Regions from separate parts of the Homo sapiens genome. Here region 1 is linked to region 2. A link is an interaction called in ENCODE POLR2A ChIA-PET data of the cell type or tissue named here. Cell type or tissue: PC-9. All regions are shown on one strand. Each heading gives the region's core, and the rest is flanking DNA. Links, peaks and the distances in the headings are about the cores only.

Evidence for each region. Peaks named below come from ENCODE experiments on the same cell type or tissue, not always from the same donor. Only the 100,000 strongest peaks of a DNase experiment are listed, where the experiment ranks them.
Region 1: POLR2A ChIA-PET joins it to region 2 with 7 read pairs; 6 of 35 experiments call an interaction of 5 or more read pairs at or near these places.

The regions. Positions count from the first base shown.
Region 1 is chr1:29,111,339-29,114,254 of GRCh38, reverse strand. It overlaps EPB41 (erythrocyte membrane protein band 4.1), which reads right to left. Exons shown (of 21, transcript NM_001376013.1): 19 at 1,807-1,887. Among named protein-coding and RNA genes, the nearest start is that of TMEM200B, 11 kb to the left of the region's middle. In PC-9, for the core only: no CTCF peak of the experiment used is centred there; no DNase peak of the experiment used is centred there.
Region 2 is chr1:28,971,232-28,974,147 of GRCh38, reverse strand. The region is part of intron 1 of EPB41 (erythrocyte membrane protein band 4.1); the gene reads right to left. Among named protein-coding and RNA genes, the nearest start is that of EPB41, 58 kb to the right of the region's middle. In PC-9, for the core only: no CTCF peak of the experiment used is centred there; a DNase peak (open chromatin) is centred at 1,587; H3K27ac peaks cover 2,427 bases.

The DNA of each region.
Region 1 (2,916 bases), core at 191-2,690, 140 kb before region 2:
CTTTAGAAAAGCTAAAGAGAGCAGAGGGAAAGTCAAAAGAGCAAAAACACCATCCTCTTTGGGCTGCAGTCTCTGAATTTGCAGGCTCCCCTATGGAAAAGGACTCAGCTAGAAATGACCAGCTGACTACTCACCTGGCTCTTAAGAACCATCTCTAGAAGGGGCAAGGGAAGAAGGAAAACCCTCTTCTGGTCTCCTGGCTCTATGAATGGCATTCTTAGAACTACCACCTCTGTGGGCCCCTGACCATCCTCCCTGATCCTGTTTGCCCAACCCATCTGCTCACACCTCAGGCCCAGCTCAAGTCTTCTCTTTGTGACTCTGCCTCCGCCCACCTCTCTATGAAACCTGCTGCTCCACACTGCTTCTCCTTAACAGTTCTTAAAGTGCCTCCCTCGCCAGCCAGAGTGTACCATAGCTTACCCCTTCCATGCACTCTCAGTAACTAGAAAACCTGAGGGACACTGGAGCATCTCTCTGAGCTACCAAGTGTGTTTGGCCCTTATGACCCTGGAAGAAACCTGTGATCATCCTTATTTTACAGATGGTAAAACTAGAGCTCAGGTTGGTAATATAAGTTGCTCAAGGACATATAACCAATTAGGTCGCAGAGTCAGGATTCAGCCCAAGTCTGTCTCACTCCAAACCTCAAACACCTTTCACCGCATTGCTTTTGCTGTCTAGTGCAGACTGAGCACGTAGCAGGGGCTCAGATCACACCAGACTGAGTGGGTGGGTGCAGGCTTCTAAAGCAGCGGGACCCACTGAGCTGGGCCAACAGGCTGCAAGATATTTAGGCTTTGCAGCCTTGTTTCTGGGACCCTGTGTCCACTATTCTCAGCTGTAACTCTCAACCCTGCCTCCAAGGGAACTGCCAGCACTGTAGCTCAGTTTTTCTTTTTTTAAAGGCACTCAGCATATCAGCATAAAAAGGCCACAGAATTATTGCTCCAGCAACCCAGTCAACGATTCCAGAAGCATTTGCATGCAATCTCTTCCACCCCCTCTTCTCTGCAGCTTTACTGTTCTAACCTCACCCAGCAGAGAACTGGGAACATTAATCCTGACCTTATTATTTGCTAATTGCTTGCAGCACACAATTAGCACCCAATTAACATAAAAATATAGAATTTTAGCACTCAGGCCCAGAAATTATCTAGATCAACCCACTCTCTTTTAGGAAAGGAGAAAAAAATCAGCGGAAAAGTGATTTGCCCAAGGTCACACAGCAAGTTAGAGATGTAGGGCAGAAAACAAGTTTCGAGTCTGCTGGTGTCTTGTCCACCATACTATGCTCCCGCTCGTGTCTTCTCGGCTGTTACAGCTCTCTAAGGGTAGGGGCATGCTTCCCTTTGTTTTGATGTTGTCTAGCATGGGTTCAGGTACCTTTACCTTCGGAATAACAATAGCTCCATTTAACTGAGCTCACCATGTGCCACCAGCTGTTCATCCAGTATTTCACCTGATTCTCACAACAACCCTGAGAGGGAGATACTATCATCTTCATCTTACAGATGCAAAATGGAGGCCCAGAGAGTTAACAGCTAGAATATATTAAGAACCAGCAATTGAATCAAGTCTTGGAATCCAAAGCTCATGTTCTTTCCATTACATTTCCTGGCTCCTCAATCTGTGGCCTCCATCCCACAGGCCTCTTACTTTGATTGTCTTTGTCTTTCTTCTCAATTAAGAGCTAGAGTGGCCAAAGAGGCTTTTTGCAGATGAAGATGGCAAACAAACTCCTGTATTCATCGGTCTTCCTGCCCAGGGACCCCTCCCAGGCCCAGATCTCTTCAACATTCCCACCTGATCATGGTCAATATCAGCATCTCCTGTGATCACAATTCTCTTTTCAATACGTGTCTCTGAAATCCCACCTTTTACAGTCTGGAACCAAAGAGAAGATGTCATATGAGATCAGCGATATAACAAGAATTAAAAAAAAAGAAAAAGAGGCCAGGTTTAGTGGTTCACACTTGTAATCTCAACACTTTGGGAGGCTGAGATAGGAGGAATGCTTGCGGCCAGGAGTTTGAGACCAGCCTGGGCAACATAATGAGACCTCGTCTCTATTAACAAACAAACAAACAAAAAAAGAAAAATAGCAAAGATTATTCCGAAAGCTCCACTCCAAATTTTAATCTACTGCTGGGTACTGCAAAGGACAGCTTTCTAACCTACTTGTCCAAAATCTCAACCAGACCTGCTACTTCTACTCCCTTGTAGAGTACACTTCTACTCCCCTGGATTATTAAAATCTTTGTTTTTTTTTTTTTTTGAGACAGAGTCTCGCTCTGTTGTCCAGGCTGGAGTGTAGTGGTGTGATCTCGGCTCACTGCAACCTCTGCCTCCCGGGTTCAAGCAATTCTCCTGCCTCAGCCTCCTGAGTAGATGGGACTACAGGCACGCACCACCATGCCCAGCTAATTTTTGGATTTTTAGTAGAGATGGGGTTTCACTATGTTGGCCAGGCTGGTCTCAAACTCCTGACCTTGTGATCCACCCACCTCAGCCTCCCAAAGTGCTTGGATTACAGGCGTGAGCCACCACATCCAGCCTTGATTACTACAATCTTTTTTATTTATTTATTTATTTATTTTTTGAGACGGAGTCTTGCTCTGTCGCCCAGGCTGGAGTACAGTGGTGCGATCTCGGCTCACTGCAAGCTCTGTCTACTGGGTTCACACCATTCTCCTGCCTCAGCCTCCCAAGTAGCTGGGACTACAGGCGCCTGCCACCACGCCCGGCTAATTTTTTCTATTTTTAGTAGAGACGGGGTTTTTTGTCAGCTAGGATGGTCTCGACCTCTTGACCTCGTGATCTGCCCGCCCCGGCCTCCCAAAGTGCTGGGATTACAGGTGTGAGCCACCGCGCCCAGCCTGGATTACTAAAATCTTTATTAAGCTAAACAGAAAG
Region 2 (2,916 bases), core at 312-2,811:
TGAGCAATCTATTTTAGAGAGAAAAAATCTGTCAGAGCTAGAAGATAATGATGCAATTTGAAACCACGTCATAAAACAAATAACTGAATGATATTGGGACCTTTAGCCTAGAAAAAGAGAATTCAAAGCAGGAAAATGATTGCTGCTCTAACAAATTTCAAGAGCTGCTGAATTTCATGTGACTCCTAAGGGCAGAATTCATTAGCCCACAGAAATTACAAAGACATAGTTTTCATCTAAATAAAGTAAAAGGAAGAAATTGCTAATAATTAAATGAGCTGCTTGGGAAGAGTGAGATTATCATCAAAAATATTCACTCAAGCTGAATGCCCATCTGTTGTAGATGCCAGAGAGAGGATTCTTCTAGTACGTGGGTCCTTACATTAACTGAATTCTCAGGTCCTTACCAATGCTAAGATTTTACAAATAGGAAGGAAGAAAGAAAACAAATGGGGTTGGGCACAGTGGCTCACAGCTATAATTCCAACACTCTGGGAGACCAAAACAGGAGTATCTCTTGAGACTAGGAGTTCCAAACCAGCCTGGGCAACACAGCAAGATCCTGTTTCTAAAAAAATAAAAATAAAAAAAGTAGCCGGGCATGGTGGTGCATGCCTGTAGTCATAGCTATCTGGGAGGCTGAGGCAGAAGAATTGCTTGAGCCCAGGAATTTGAGGCTCCAGTGAGCTATGACTGCACCACTGCACTCCAGCCTGGTTGACAGAGCAAGACCCTGTCTCTGAAAAATAAAAATAAACAAAAGGGACATTAGAATAGTTATACAATGGATTATTTTTTAAAGGCTATATTATTTCTCCCCCACCCCCAATATCCCCAAGGACACCAGAGAAGGGCTATATTATAAACTCAAGAGTCACCATTTGGATTAGGAGAATAAGGGGGTAAAAGCAAAAGTAAAGGATAATAGGCCCTTTTACTTCCCTAGTCAGAGGACAGAAACTAGTGACATTCTTTCAGACAGAAAGAAAATATGTTCAAGTATGAAGGTTTCAAAACTATGCTAGAAAACAGCTTCTTTCCTGATAAAAATCAATCCCCCAAAACCACAGGAAAGTATCTTTCCTTTCTAACTCAATTTAAGTACACTAATTAGCACCTCTAGAATAGGATAATCACCAATGTGGTCTTTGGATGAAAATGGTAATTTAAAATTTACAAAAGAGTTTCTTCAGAATTCTTCCTCTATCCTCTTGAAATTATTTGAATGTTAAATTACTCTTTATGAAGCCTTGCAGTGGCTCACACCTGTAATCTCAGCCCTTTGGGAGTCCAAGGTGGGAGGATTGCTTGAGCCCAGGAGTTTGAAACCAGCCTGGGCAGCATAGTGAGACCATGTCTCTACTAAAGGAAAAAAAAAAAATTAGCCAAGCATAGTTTCATGAGCCTGTAGTCCCAGCTCCACAGGAACGTGAGGTGGGAGAACTGCCTGAGCCCAGGAGTTGGAGGCTGCGGTGAATCATGATCACACTACTGCACTCCAGCCTGGGCAACAGAGCAAGACTCTGTCTAAAAAAAAAAAAACTGCTTGCCATACTGAGTGAATCAGGAATGTCACTGAGCATGATCATGCTGTTTTCAAAAACTTGGTTTTTAATTTAAGTCATTTCTATGGTGACTAATACCGCTGAATCAACTCATTCAAAGATATTTTTAAATAAACAAACTCTTACTCATCTTCTTCTAAGAAGATGAAAACACATTCTTTACTTCTCTAGAGAATTCAGGCATATACTTAAAAGATGTCTGGATATAGTCTAAAAGTGTACCACCTGGGCCCAGGCCCTCCCAGAAAATACACTACTGGATCAATGATTACTGAGCATCAATGAGGACAATGTGAAACAAAAAAAATTCATCTCCACCGAATTGAGTTTTATTTCTTTTAAGTGTCAAAGTGGGCTGGGTTTGGTGGCTCAAGCCTGTAATCCTAGCACACTTTGGGAAGCCTAAGCAGGCAGATCACTTGAGCCTAGGAGTTCAAGATCAGTCTGGTCTAGACAACATGGTGAAACCTTATCTCTACAAAGGATACAAAAAATTAGCTGGGCATGGTAGCGTGCACCTGTAGTCCCAGCTACGGGGGCAGGGTAGGGGTGGGTATGGGGTGGTGAGCCTGAGGTGGGAGGATCAGCTGAGCGCGGAGGTCGAGACTGTAGTGAGCTGTGATCGCTGCACTCCAGACTGGGTGACAGAATGAGACCCTGTCTCAAAAGAAAAAAAAGTGTCAAAGTGTATTATTTTAGCCATTCTAGATGGAAATCTTTATGAAATGGATTATATGCTTCCTTGTTTCATTTTTTAAATCTATAGACCATAATTGAGTCGTTATTGATTTAGTCATCATTATGAACCTGAATTACTACGCAGTGCTAATGTCCTCATAGGCTACTGAAGTCTATAGTGATGATTAGCTCTTTCAGAAAGATATCTGAATACTGTGCTTTTTTATTTTTTGTATCTGCCTTTATTAGGTTTCCTATTTGCTCATTTGAAGAGTTAACTCACATTTCTTGCTGATGTCAAAGTGGCCTGCCAACAAGCATCTTCCAATGTCTCTTCTTCTAATCTGTTATTGGCTAATCTACATTGATTCAGAAACCAGATAGCCAAGTGTGTTAAAATTTTGTTTAAAGAGTAAATGCAACCGGGCGCGGTGGCTCATGCCTGTAATCCCAGCACTTTGAGAAGCCGAAGCCAGGTGGATCACTTGAGGTCAGGAGTTCAAGATGAGCCTGGTCAACATGGTGAAACCCAGTCTCTACTAAAAATACAAAAATTAGCCAGGCATGGTGGCAGGCGCTTGTAATCCCAGCTACTTGGGAGGCTGAGGCAGAAGAATCACTTGAACCTGGGAGGCAGAGGTTGCAGTGAGCCAAGATCGCGCCACTGCACTCC